Regions from separate parts of the Homo sapiens genome. Here all the other regions are linked to region 2. The links are chromatin contacts, found by Hi-C or POLR2A ChIA-PET in ENCODE. All regions are on one chromosome and are shown on one strand. Each heading gives the region's core, a stretch centred on a gene start or an enhancer-like site at or near the end of the contact. The rest is flanking DNA. Distances are from core to core; before and after follow the strand shown. Region 1 holds the start of GJC1 (gap junction protein gamma 1). Region 2 holds the start of HEXIM2-AS1 (HEXIM2 antisense RNA 1). Region 3 holds the start of PLEKHM1 (pleckstrin homology and RUN domain containing M1).

The links. Hi-C counts contacts between places; a loop is a spot of excess contacts on that map. ChIA-PET counts read pairs that join two places held with the same protein, here RNA polymerase II (POLR2A). Pooled maps may share reads with other maps.
Region 1: a loop to region 2 is called in a pooled map, with 3 times the contacts of the local background. The contact joins the promoter of GJC1 here to the promoter of HEXIM2-AS1 in region 2. A Hi-C loop is called at or near these places in 2 of 50 pooled maps. POLR2A ChIA-PET finds 5 or more read pairs at or near these places in 5 of 52 experiments (GM10248, GM12878, K562 and 2 more).
Region 3: a loop to region 2 is called in a pooled map, with 4 times the contacts of the local background. The contact joins the promoter of PLEKHM1 here to the promoter of HEXIM2-AS1 in region 2. A Hi-C loop is called at or near these places in 1 of 50 pooled maps. POLR2A ChIA-PET finds 5 or more read pairs at or near these places in 3 of 52 experiments (B cell, activated CD8-positive, alpha-beta memory T cell and endothelial cell of umbilical vein).

The regions. Positions count from the first base shown.
Region 1 is chr17:44,827,208-44,831,586 of GRCh38, reverse strand. GJC1 (gap junction protein gamma 1) reads left to right here and starts at 1,300. Exons shown (of 3, transcript NM_005497.4): 1 at 1,300-1,525. RefSeq lists enhancers at 1-668, 669-1,642 and a silencer at 1,698-1,987.
Region 2 is chr17:45,159,387-45,163,844 of GRCh38, reverse strand. HEXIM2-AS1 (HEXIM2 antisense RNA 1) reads left to right here and starts at 2,307. Exons shown (of 3, transcript NR_186789.1): 1 at 2,307-2,384; 2 at 4,353-4,458. HEXIM2 (HEXIM P-TEFb complex subunit 2) reads right to left here and starts at 1,970. Exons shown (of 4, transcript NM_001303441.2): 1 at 1,814-1,970; 2 at 1,210-1,357; 3 at 986-1,095. The coding sequence starts at 1,051. RefSeq lists enhancers at 1,731-1,860, 1,871-2,070, 1,488-2,103, 2,221-2,450, 2,104-2,719 and 1 more.
Region 3 is chr17:45,488,330-45,492,952 of GRCh38, reverse strand. It overlaps PLEKHM1 (pleckstrin homology and RUN domain containing M1), which reads left to right and starts at 2,232. Exons shown (of 12, transcript NM_014798.3): 1 at 2,232-2,301. LOC105369225 (a long non-coding RNA gene) reads right to left here and starts at 2,081. Exons shown (of 5, transcript XR_002958152.2): 1 at 1-2,081.

The sequences.
Region 1 (4,379 bases), core at 51-2,550, 330 kb after region 2:
GCCTCCCAAAGTGCTGGAATTACAGGCGTGAGCCACCGCGCCCATCCCACACTTGTCATTTTAAATACATCTGTAGAGAGGCAATGTGATAAGGCGTGGGGACAGACTACAGCAATCACAGGGAGAAGTACTTAAATGCTCCGAGGCCAAGCAGGTCATGAAATGATTTAAGCAGCTGAGTGGGGACATTGCCTACCCGGACAAGGTGACTCAAGAGGAGCTGCCATGTGAAAAGAGAAGCTCAAAGTAAGCAGCTTTTGACTTTTTAGGGAGGCCAGAAATCTGGATTTTAATATTTTGGTAACTAATTCATATTTTTGGAAAACATACTGGCCACACAAAACTGGTCAGTGCATTAGATGCCTAGCCTTCAAGATTTCCACTCTGGGGCTACCCCTTAGGGCTTGGCTTTGGGTGGGGGAGTTTGACTTGCAGCAAGTAACCTCACTTGTTAGCGCTTAATTTCCCCTCTGGTCAAAAGGGCAAAATAATAAAAGCCTGTCCATCGGCATTCTGATGCTCAGATGAGATCATTCCAGAGGTCGCCCATCTCTTTACTGAGCCTTCCTTTATTACCCAAAGTCTTACTCTACTTAAAGCATTTGGAGAATTTTCGGTTTCCTACTGGGCATTTTAAAACTGGGGATTCCTATGCATGAAAATTTTTCCCAAGTCCTCTGAATGGGATCCTGCTGGGATGCAAAGAGTTAAGAGGAAATAGCCTATTAGGGTCTTGCTAATCCGAGAAGTTCAGGACCTGAAAAGTATCTAGAGCACTGCTAAGAGCCCCGACTCTAGCTAGATCCACGCAGGGCCCGCCAGATCCTCGAGGAATTGTAGAGCAGAACCTGGGAGGAGACATTAGCATCCCGTGCTACAATGGACCAAGGCCTCGGCGGAGCGCGCAGAAGACAACTCTGGGCCCGCTAAACCAACCCAGGATACCCAGGTAAGGCGAGAACCCACGGCGCCGTTAGCGGCCCGCTCAAACTGAGGCGCGGCTGGCGGGGGACTCTCGCCCGAAAATCAGCTTGGAAGAATGAACTGTCCGGAGCGAAGTCTGCGCCCACCCGGGGTCCAGACTCCACGCGGGTGACTCCCACGCGCGCCGCGCCTCCGCCGCGTCCCGGACTATCCGAGAGAGCGGCGAGGACTCGACCGCGGAAAGTTGGCGCTCGCGTCGCTTCCCGCGCGTTCTGGGGCGCCCCCCTCCCACTCGAGCGCCACGTGCCGCGCGCCCCCCGCTCCCGGGCCGCGGCGGGACGCCCCCGCCCCCACCGCAGCGCGCAGTGCGCAGGCGCCTTCCCGCGGGTCGCGGCGGCGGGAGCGGGAGGCGGCGGCGGCGGCGGCAGCGGCGGGAGCGGCTTCTGCCTCGGCTGGAGACTGAGGCGAAGGCGGCAGCGGCGGAGGAGGTGGAGGAGAGGCGAGGGTGAAGGCGATGGCGACGCGGGGCACATGAGGCCGCGACCGGCGGGACGGGCCGAGGCCCGGCGGAGGAGGCGGCTCCGGGGGAACCCGCCGCCGGGTGAGGGGCGGCCGCAGGGCCGGCTGAGGAGAAGCGGGCCAGGGGCGGGGTCCCAGGGGGAGGCGGGAGAACTCTTGGGGAGCCCGGGGAGGGGCCGAGGAGAACCTCCGGAGGTCCGGGGAGGAGCGCGGCCAGAGCGGGAGAAGGAGGGGGGCGCCGCCGAGGGGTTCCCGCCGAGTCCGGAGGGGCGTCGCCGGCCCGCGTCCTGCCACTGTCCCCGGCGCACCCTCCCTCTTTGTCCCCAGGCGCGCGGCTCCCAAATCGGGAGGGAAACGGCTCGGGGGTGTCCTGGGCCGCGGAGGTGTCGGGCGACGGTCGGGGAGCCCGGACAGAAGCGGCGCGCACTCGGCGGCGCCCCGGCGGTGCCGACAACTACCCGGGCGGTTAGGGGCGCAGGGCGGAGCCGGGCCGCCCCTCGCCGCCCGGGCTCTTCGCGGGCTGCTCTTTGTCTCCCCGACCTCGATCCCTGCGTCTCCGGCGGCGTGCGGGCTCGTCTGAGGCTTCCCGCATCTCCCCGCTGGAACTCCTGCCTCCCGGGGGTTAGAGGAGGGTTCGTTCGAGGGCTGGAAGCGGGAAAGCGGGGCGGAAGGACTGGGCTCATCGCCTCCTGATTAACTCGTTGTCTTTACTTAAAATGACTTTTCCCCCACTTTGTCAAACTTGAGAACTGTTTTGTGTGTGTGTGTGTTTCCTTAAGTCTCTAGCTTCAAAATTAAGAGTAGGCGCTACCGCTGTGATTGTGGGCAGTTGTGTGGTTGGCGGCTGCGTTTGGAGCTCTGAGTTGAAAAGATGTACGTGAATGTATGGTTTAGATTTTGTTCTTTTTTTTGCGATTGTCTGATTGGGAGTACTTTTCCTTTGCGAAATGGGCGAATTTGGTTTTCTTTTTGTTCATTGAGAACTGGCAGTGATACCGATTTCATTATGCTCATGCTTAATTTTGTTAGCATCAAGACGATGTGAAATCGAGTAAGTTAAGTTTGAATAAGTTCAGGCTGAGGGTCATCTTGTATGCCTGATAAGTCTAAATTTGTTATATGTTTGTGTCGTGTATACGTTCAAGTGAATATATGTGAAAGCGCTATAAAAAATCAAACTACATAAATGAAAGGGATTTTAATTTCCTGATAAGCAGGAAACAGCATATCTCCAGTACTTTAATATCTGTAGAAAAATGCGTTAATAATGTCATTTAGGAATAAAATATTTCTCTCCCTAGAGAGGGTTTAGGTATTATTCAGAGTAAAAGAGCAAAAAAATTTCAACCTCAGAGGGTATGGAAAAAAACAGAAAAATACCCTTACTTCCAGAGCTCCTGATTAAAATATTGTGAGTTGTGGGTTAAGTTTACTGATTTAAAAAAAACTTAGCATAGAGTTGTATCACTGCAGTTGCTTTGAATGTCTTAAGTACTGTGTAATGTCAGAATTAAACACGAACTAACTTTTCTGGGTAGAAGGTAAAAAGCTCCAATAAACAGATCTTAGTTTTCCCCAGATTTTTGTGCCCAGAGTGCTGTAGGCAAAGGGCATATTGAAGAGATACATAGAAGTTGTATGGAAGGTCTGTTAATATTTGTCCTGATTTGTAATGGCTTAATATTATTTACTACTTAAACTGTTGTGCATTTTTCCAAAGCATTTCAAACAACCTCTTCAAAAGCCAGCACTTTTAACTTTTGAGGTTGTGTGACTTAAGAATTGTTTTCTACCAGAAACAGTTCTCTTAAAAAGTTCTACCACAGTTCTCTTAAAAAGGAGCAAAGGACCTGGTAATTTTCTCTGTAATCAATTCATGCAGGTAAAATTGAGTTTTAGCCTTTAATCCAGAGGACTTAATTAACATATCTCCAGCATAACAATCTTACTTATAAATGCTGTTATCCTTTGTCAATTAAATTTTATTCTTATATTTGTATAAGTCAGCCAAAGGGAAGGAATGCAGGGTTGTGTTTCTGATTAGTCCACTTCCCCCCAGGTCCAGGCTTGCCTATCAATTGAGTAATGAGGATCTTAGAATACAGGATATATAATTTAAATCCAGAGCATCGTTCTCTTAACAAATGCTTAGTGTTTGTTCCATGCCTAATTCAATGCAAAGTGATGAGTTCCAAAAAATATTGCTTTATTTGTTGTATGTTCACATTTCAAAATTGGTGAGGTGTGTTCTTTTTTCTTTTTCCTTTTCCTTTTTTTTTTGAGATGGAGTCTTGCTCTGTCGCCCAGGCTAGAGTGCAGTGGCTGGGACTACAGGTACCCGCCACCACGCCTGGCTAATTTTTTTTTGTAGTTTTAGCAGAGATGGGGTTTCACCATGTTAGCCATGATGGTCCCGATCTCCTGACCTTGTGATCCTCCCGCCTCGGCCTCCCAGAGTGCTGGGATTACAGGCGTGAGCCACCGTGCCCGGCCATCCTTTTTTTTTTCAAAGACATTGCTATGATGCCCAGGCTGTCATAGTACACTGCAGCCTCAAATTCCTGGGCTCAAGCCATCCTCCTGCCTCAGCCTCCTGAGTATACCCAGCTAATTTCTTTTTTCTCCTCCTTTCCTGTCCTGTCCTGTCCTTCCTTCCTATAGTTAAGTTTGACTAGGGGGTATGATTACTTATTTCTGAACTTATGCTTTTCTTGTAGTGTAGAAATACATGTGGCTTCTGTTCAAAATATTTGATAAAAATTTAGGCAAAGAAAAAGCAGGAATTTTTTTTTTTTGTTTGTTTGTTTTTGAGACGGAGTTTAGCTCTTATTGCCCAGGCTGGAGTGCAATGGTGCTATCTTGTCTCACTGCAACGGTGCTATCTTGTCTCACTGCAACCTCCGCCTCCCGAGTTCAAGTGATTCTCATGCCTCAGC
Region 2 (4,458 bases), core at 1,058-3,557:
TGGAGTGTCACTCTGTCGCCCAGGCTAAAGTGCAGTGGTGTGATCTCAGCTCACTGCAACCTCTGCATCCTGGGTTCAAGTGATTCTGGTGCATCAGCCTCCTGAGTAGCTGGTATTACAGGCATGTGCCACCATGCCCAGCTAATTTTTGTATTTTTAGTAGAGATGAGGTTTCACCATGTTGGCCAGGCTGGTCTTGAACTTCTGGTCTCAAGTGAATTGCCTGCCTGGGTCCATTCCAAATTATGAACCAAAAACTCTTCTTCCTGCTTCAGACTTGGTTCTTAGCCTGGACAAAATGTAAACATTCAACCCAGTCCCTCCATGCCCTCTTTGGACTTGAGGTCAAGGCAATGTTCTGTTGTCAGAAGGCCCTAAGTTTAAACCCTGGGTCTGTTGCTTGTAGATAGCATGATTCTGGAACAGGTATTTCAGGTCTCAGAACCTTAGCTTCTGGGAATTGGAAATAATTCCTACCTGAAAGGGTTACTAGGATTTTTTTTTTTTTTTTTTTTTTTTGAGACGGAGTCTCGCTCTGACGCCCAGGCTGGAGTGCAATTGCGAGATCTTGGCTCACTGCAACCTCCGACCCCTGGGTTCAAGCGATTCTCCTGCCTCAACCTCCCAAGTAGCTGGGATCACAGGCATGCGCCACCACTATGCCAGGCTAATTTTGCATTTTCAGTACAGCCAGGGTTTTGCCATGTTGGTCAGGCTGGTCTCGAACTCCTGACCTCAGGTGATCCACCCACCTAGGCCTCCCAAAGTGCTGGGATTACAGGTGTGAGCCACCGCACCCGGCCAGTTACTAAGATTTCATCAGCTAGCATAGACTGGGATTCCGGCCTATTGCCTAGTGCATAGTACTGATTCGTCAAAATACTGGTTTTCCAAATCTACCAACACATCTGGGACAAGAAGTTTGGATCTCAGCTGTGGGACCCGTGCTCGTGGTGCTTGGGTGGGCAGGAGGGCAGGGACTTACCTTGGCCTCCTCCAGGGCCACTGGTGACTCTGCATTACAGGCGGTCTGGTTCGGAGTGGCCATCATCTTCTGTTCCAAATCTTTCAGCAGACGCCTGGAACTAGTGACACCTGCTTTGAACAACAACAGAAACCTAAATCCTGAAGGAACGTCAGGAATACTCTGGCTGCCCAGAATTGTTTGCCCAGGCAGTGGCAGCCATTTTGTACCCCAGCCCTTCATACCCTTATTCTCAAATGCAGGCCCCGAAGGCTGCCTCCACCGCTGGTTTTCACACCTCCAGCCAGCAAGGGGCCAAATGGGATTCAGGGGCCGTCTTCTCTGTCCTGCTCCTCGGGTCCCTCACCAGGACTCATGTCCTGTACTGTCCTCCTGGAAGTCACCGAGGCCCAGGTTGGCAGCCAGGAAGCCAGGTGTAAGTTTTGTTTCCCCAACCACCAAAGGGGCAAAGGAGGACTGCCTGGGGAGGCTGGGAGTGCAGCGGGGCTGCTGCTGCCACGGGAGAACATGGAGCAAGCTCACGAGTCCTTCCCCACTGTCTCCAGTGGCCCCAATCTTGATGCAGCCCTGCACCCCCAACCTTCTCCCCAAGCTGGGCTCCAAAGGCCAGAAGCACAGCTGGGACCTGGGCCAGCCTAGTGCTGAGGACTTTTCCTCTAAGGTCCTGGCCTGCCTCCCTCCTTCCTCTCAGAAAGGGAAACAGGAGAAAAGGGGAAAGAGGTCTTTGCACTACATGCAGCTGGGAGGGAAACCCAACTAGGATAAGGATGGATTTCTTGGAAGAAGGGAGACAGTCATGGAAAGAGGTTTTGCAAAGGTGGAACTGACCTATTCGCTGTCAAGGGCTATGCACACCACTACATCTGTGTGCCTTTCTGTGCGACTGCCTGTCGGTGCAATTCCCAACGCCTGAGCCCTACCTCTTGCTGCAGTTGCAGCAGCTCTGGTCAAGCCGCTCAGGCCACTAAGATGGGGGGGAAGAGAGAGCCTGGACGCGCGGTGCCTGCTGGGGATTGTAGTTCTTCTGGCCTGAAAAGCGATCCAAGGGCCTGTAACGTCAACAGCCACACCCGAGACTCCAAAACCCATCTACCCTTGCGCGGGGGCAGACCGCGCGCGCATCACTGCCTTCTTTGATTGGTCAAGCCTTCTGCCAATATTCTCGCTTTTTTGGCAACGATTAGCTGTGAGGAGGCACAACTGGACCCGCCTTCTCCGAACTCAATTAAAGAGTTCATTGATGGCGTTAATCTTTACGGGGCAGAAAATAGATCCGGCTAAGGTGGGCGGGGCAGCAGGCGCGGAGGGATCCTTGGCCTTTGAGGAAGGCGACGAGAAGCTCGGCGGCCATCGCCGCCATTTTGGGCTGGGAGGAGGCAGCGGAGGGACTCGCTGCGCAGTGAGAGCACCCCGTGGGGGGTGGTCCGGGCGCGGGGAGAGGCCGGGCCGAGTGGGCTACCTGAAGTGGCGGCGCCGGGAGACGGCGGGAAGTGGGACCGGGGGCCAGGGAGGGTGAAGGTTGGAGTCTCCTCGGCCGAGCCCGGTCCTCAAACCGTCCCGGCAGCCCCGCAGCCTCGCCTCTCACAGAGTGCGGGGTTCTTCGGTAATTACCGCGTGTTTCCCGAGACCCCAGAAGGGGAGAGGCTGGTGAAACGGCTTCCCTCTGCGGTCTTTCCACAGGGGCGCGGATCCTGAGGCCGAGCTCTGCCAGCTTCCCTCCCCACCCCCATTCGGCCTGGGTATGGCGGCGAGGCCCCGCACAGAGGGACTCCCACTTCGACTGGAGAGGTGGGGGCGACGCCAGATTCCAGAGGCTGGCGCCGCGGGGGAGGGCGGAGGTCGCAGGTCTGGCCACAAGTCGGCGTGGCAGTCAGCTGGAGGCTCCGAGAGCGGAGATCCCAGTGCACCCACCTTACCTCGCTTACACCAAAGCGCCATCTCGCCGCCCGGGTTGCGAAAAACCACGACCCTCTTAAACTACTGTAGCAACCACTAATTCCCCCTGGGAGCAGCTAGAGAGGGGCACTTGGAAACCTTCACGAGCTCGGTGCCTGAAGGTCTCTGAGGCTCTTGCCCTCAAGATCTCTCCCATTCAGCCCCGATTCTCCGGACAACCTGACCTAGCATGTCGCCAGCCTCTTGGTGAAACGCCTAAAGTGTGCTGCCCCACTTCTCTTGAAAGTTTACACCGAAGGGATGAGGTTTTGCCCTTTACAGGGTTGGGGCACAAAGTCGGAGTCGCTGCGGCTCCGAAATAGAAACGGAGTTGCCCATTTCGTATGCTTCATCAACATCTGCTTGCATTTTGAAATCCTAGTCTTAACTTTTACACAACTTTTAGAGAAATGGCTGCCCTCCTAGAGGGAAAAACGAACTACAGTAATTCCAATTCCAATGTAATCTTTGTAAGACTACAAAATCTTTCCAGTTTAAAGATTTTTCTTTTCCCACAGACTAAACAAAGTCAGAGTATTTTGTGTTCTACTGGTGCATTGTTACTAGGTAACCTCAATTTTTTGAAATTCCAAGTAATTGAAGGATCACTTTTGTAGATCCTAAATGCTACCAAAAAAGAAACCAGTTTTTATCTACTTCATATGTATAGCGTTTAAGAGATGAGGAGACCTGCTTTGAAAGAATAAACTCTTAACCTTACATTATAGCTGTAGCAGCTTCTTAAAGATTGAAGTTTGATGTGAAGTTCTTTTATTGAATTGCAGGTTAAACCATCTTACTTCCTACTGCTTGAAATCTAAATCCAGAGAGATTTGTGGCTCAAGGATATCTTCAAATAAAAGTTTTATTGCTAAAATGTCAGTTAAAATTATGCCTAGGTAGGTGCTGAAGTAGGAGAGGCTTTGACGTAGCAGAGTGACTGGCAGTGAATTTTGTGGGTACCTTGTGATGAGTCTTATTATCAGTTACAAATGGTCAAAACATGCCTAAGCCTTCAGCCTTACTAAAAGTTTAACAGAACTTGGCCTGGCGCGGTGGCTCACACCTGTAATCCCAGCCCTTTGGGAGGTGGAGGCGGGTGGATCACCTGAGGTCAGGAGTTTGAGACCAACCTGGCCAACATGGTGAAGCCCCTTCTCTACTAAAAATACAAAATTAGCCGGGTGTGGAGTTGCGTGCCTGTAATCCCAGCTACTCGGGAGGCTGAGGCAGGAGAATCGCTTGAACCCAGGAGGCAGAGTTTGCCATGAGCCTCTCACCGTTGCACTCCAGCCTGGGTGACAGAGTAAGACTCTGTCTCAAAAAAAAAAAAAAGTTTTCCAGAACTGAAGTTCTGCTCCTCCTATTAATAATTTTTCTTCAGTTGGAGTGACAACTCCATAGCATTAACTTTTTTCCCTCTGCTCCCCAGATGTTTTACAACTGGATTACAAAATAGGATCATCATTGACTAGGGTCCTCAATCCAAAACTGGAACCACTTACTCCTAACTGAAGCTTCAGTACACTTGATGCCTA
Region 3 (4,623 bases), core at 983-3,482, 330 kb before region 2:
CCCTCTCCTCTGCGCCCCCTCCTTCATGATCCATGCTTTATGCAGCTTCCCCAAGGCATGCAGAGCAAGCTGAGAAGAGGTAGGCAAGCCTGAAGACTTTTCAAAGAAGCAGGGTAGCTTGGGAAGTAAGAGAAGACCAGGAGATAGGGGCTCCTAAAAAGCAGACAAGAGATTACCGAGGGGTTCCCCACAGCTCCAGCACACAGCCGCTGCACAAAAATGCAGTGGAATTACTGAGGGACATTATGTGCTTGATGGGGGACAGGGAATGCTTGTGCCAAGCCACCAAGGATTATGCTGTGCCAGTTGTATACTATCGTTTTGCCAAGGTGAAAGGATTTCCCTACTAAATCCCTTACTTTCCACTTTGTTTAAAATGAGTTTAACACCGAGAGAATAGTTTGTCTCTATGTCCTTATTTCTAATCTTCCTGCTCAACCATTAACTGCAGTAAACACACTCAGACCCATCTAGTCTAAAATTGAGAAGGGGAGGTTCTCACTCCTGGAGAGAGAATTACTGAAAGGGCGGCCCTCATACAGTCCAGGGTCATACCCCCAAGTGCTGGTTTTATACTTGAAAGCAGACAGTGGGACTCTGAACTTTGCAGAGATAAGAGGGACACCTTCCTACCCAGAGAAGCCAAAAGAGCACAGGACGCCCAGGCCGAGGGCAGTGAAGCTTGCTTCCAAGAACTGGCCCGTTCCCCAGCCAACCCCTGTGCCCACTTAGGACTGGCATGTAGCAGTACCTCTCCTCATCCACACTCAGGCCCTAGGCTCCCAATTGACCAAAGCCTGCAAGTATAAAGTGTCCAGAGCATGGGTCCCTGCCAACACTCCCTGCCCTGCTCTTCACTACCTGTGGCCACCACTTATGACATTTTGTTCCGAGTTCATCTGAAAGAGAAATGTCACTTTTGCGTTAGAAAGAAGATATACAGGCCAGGTGTGGTGGTTCATGCCTGTAATCCCAGCACTTTGGGAGGCCGAGTCAGGAGGATCGCCTGAGGCCAGGAGTTGGAGACCAGGTTAGGTAACACAGTGAGACCCCTGTCTCTACAAAATAAACAAATTTTTTTAAAAATGAAAAGATTGGCCGGGCGCGGTGGCTCACGCCTGTGATCCCAGCACTTTGGGAGGCCGAGGCGGGTGGATCACCAGGTCAGGAGATCGAGACCATCCTGGCTAACACGGTGAAACCCCATCTCTACTAAAAACATAAAAAAATTAGCCGGGCGTGGTGGCGGGCTCCTGTAGTCCCAGCTACTCGGGAGGCTGAGGCAGGAGAATGGCGTCAATCCAGGAGGCGGAGCTTGCAGTGAGCCGAGATCGCGCCATTGCACTCCAGCCTGGGCGACAGAGCCAGACTCCGTCGCAAAAAAAAAAAAAAAAAGAAAAAAGAAAAAATTAGCTGGGCGTGGTGGTGCACGCCTGTAGTCCCAGCTGCTTGGAGGCTGAGGTGGGAGAACCACTTAGTCCGTGAGGTCAAAGCTGTGGTGAGCCGTGATCGTGCCACAGCACTCCAGTCTGGGCGACAGAGTGAGACCCTGTCTCAAAAAAAAAGCAGAAAGGAAGAAAGAAATCCTCTACACGGGCTAGAAGAGAATAACCAGACCCCTAAGCTTCAAGCCAGGCGGTGCTAATGGGCGAGTTACACACGGGAGAGTGCCCAAGGGGACCTCAAGGCGTTCCCTTGGGATAAAGTGTGGTCAAAACAGCTATGTTTATCCTGAAAGCGCAAGGCGGAGGCTCCAATTTGGGCCCGGGCTCCGCCCCACGGGCTGCACTGCTGCCCTCGGAGAGGCAAAGATAGGGCAGGCGTTATTAGTCCCACTCACAAGTGGGAACTCTTCAGCTGAGGGAGGCGAAGTGACAGCCCCAATGTTGCACAGATGGTTCTGAGGCCAAACGAGGTCAGGAACCCAGAAGCCAGGATCTAGTTTGACGCAGACCTGCGGGAGGCGGGCGGTAACGGATGCGTTCTCCCTGACACCGGTGCCTTCGCCTCTCTGCGCCCTGCAGGCGCCCCCAGTTCCCCAGCCTCCCAGACCTCGCATCTGCCCCGGGGCTCAGCTCCCAGGGACTTCCGGGAGCAGCTGGCCCCGCCCCAAGGCTCCTTCGGGCTGCGCGATTGGCACCGCGGGCCGGGGCAGGGCCGGAGCGCCGAGCCAACGTGATGGCGTCAGGGGCCGGGGCGCCGCTTCCTGTTGTCAGTGGCCGAGAGACCGCATCGTCGGCTCGGAGGCTGAGGGGCTGCCGCGGCCGGGAGCGCCCCTCGCCTCGCTCCTCGCTCCGCTTGGTGAGTTAGGGGGTCAAGATGCGAGGAGGGCGGCGGAGTGGTGGGAGGGCCGAGGCGCGAACGGGCGGTGGGCCTCCCGCTCCCTCCGCGATTCCCAGCCCCTGGTTACCCTGAGACTGCCCGGCTTCAGGGCCCTCAGCCCTGTCCAGCCCGCGCCCGCTCCTCTCCGACCCAGCCTTCCCCCTGCACCGCCGCTGTGGCCCCGTCCCCTCCGTCTGTCCAGCCCCCAGCCCGCGCCCGCATCCCCTCACCAGCGGTCTTGCTTAAATGCAGCTTCACTCGTGACCCCACTTTACCCCAGTTCCAACACCGATCTCGGCCACGTCCCTTCGCCCCGCCCTGACACACCTCATCCTCTCTCCCCACCCCTCTGGTAATCCCGATGCTCCGCGCTTACCTCCCCGAGACCCACCATTCAGGTTTCCCCTTTTCTGGCTCAGCTTTCTTATCCCAGTCACCCCCATCCCCCGTCTAGCTCCCCAAGATCTGCTCATCCCAAACATTCTACCTCCGCCCTCTCATCTAAGACCCACCCCCAAAGTAGGTGCCCTGTTGAGCTCACCGCTTTCTTCTGGATAACTCCGATCTCAGCCTTATTCCAAGTCTTAACTGTGTCTTCTCGTCCTTAGTCTCCTAGCCACTGTATACCTTCCTTTGCGTCTCCTGCCGTACTGAGGACAGCCCATCCCTAAGTCTTTGCCAAACTGTCCCGAACTCTTGCTGCCTCCTTTCCTACCACCCTCACCCAATCTTGTTAAAAATGACATCTCCATGTCCTTTCACCCCCGCTGACCCACCGCAACTCTTCACCCCAACTCTGCGTCCATTGCTTCCCTCGACCCAACTCCCATTCAACCTGAGAACTTAGTGCAGAGTCGCCTGCCAACTCCACCAGCTGCCCCTCAACAGCCAAATGTAGGTGCTCACTCAGACCCGCAGTTACAGACTGAGCAGCATGATTGGCGGGTGCAGGGGCTCAGGTGGTAAATAAGGGTGGAGGAGCAGTGGGCTCTCCCCAACTCTTGGGTGGGGCCGGGGTTTTTCCTGGCATCTGGTCTCCTGCACCTGTCCTCAGGGATTGTGTTTTTGGCATTCATATTAAATGACTTGTGCTGGCTGCTGGAATGGTAGGTATCATTCAAATATCTGGAAGGTGAGAGACGGCCACTCACTCAGCTCACTTAGCACAGAATGATGGAAGCTGTCACTTCCTTCTGGTTGGTGTTCTCGCCCTGGAGAGCTTCTGGGAAGTTCTGTGTGGTGTTGGCTGTGGTCACAGAATATTGTTCGTGTTCCTTTTCTTGGCACTTGTAAGGGCCTCTCCCTGCCAGAGCTGATGGCAGATCAGTCCTGATGCTGAATTCAGGGGATATGATGGGTGCCAGAGGCAACGTTACCTGTTGTGAAGAGTATAGGTGAGTAGGTCCTGGGGAGGCTGAGGCCTAGGTGGGTACAGAGGCTCTTGAATCGCTTTCTTTTCTTTTAAGTGCTGGATCATTGACTTTTGGCCATCTGGGTTCCATGAACACAGGGAACCATGTTATCTCAGAGTAGCTGAGGCAGAAGGACATTCCAGAGGCACCCAAGTCCCATGCTCAGCATTTATAGTTTCCTGGGGGCTTTTTGGTACACATTTTCTCTGAATCCTGAGGACCCGGCATCAGATGGGTGGGCCATTTGATTGCAGCTTTTTTCTTTCTTTCTTTCTTTTTTTCGACGGAGTTTACTCTTGTTCCCCAGCCTGGAGTGCAGTGGCATGATCTCGGCTCACCGCAACCTCTGCCTCCCAGGTTCAAGCGATTCTCCTGCCTCAGCCTCCCGAGTAGCTGGGATTACAGGCATACACCACCATGCCCGGCTAGTTTTGTATTTTTAGTAGAGATGGGGGTTTCTCTGTGTTGATCAGGCTGGTCTCCAACTCCCGACCTCAGGTGATCCACCCACCTCGGCCTCCCAAAGTGCTGGGATTACGGGCGTGAGCCGCCGCACCTGGCTGATTGCAGTTTTAAAGAGCCCCAAAGAACACTGTCTCTGCTTGCCACTTATAGTCGTATTCCTTTGAAAAGTGAATGCTGTTTACCTTCAATGTCCTCCCATTAATATGCAGTATATTTAAGTTGTTTTCAGCCTTATTGGCAGCTTGGCTTAATGACAGGAGCTCCACAGTTGCCCCAGCACTTAAGAGTTGTATACCCCAACTTCCCACAGTGTGTGAAGTGGAGGTACTTACCCCGTGCCTTGTTTTTATTTTATTAATCAATTCATTCAACAGCTTATTTTTTGAGCACCAGTGTGTGACAAACACTGTTCCAGGTACTAGAA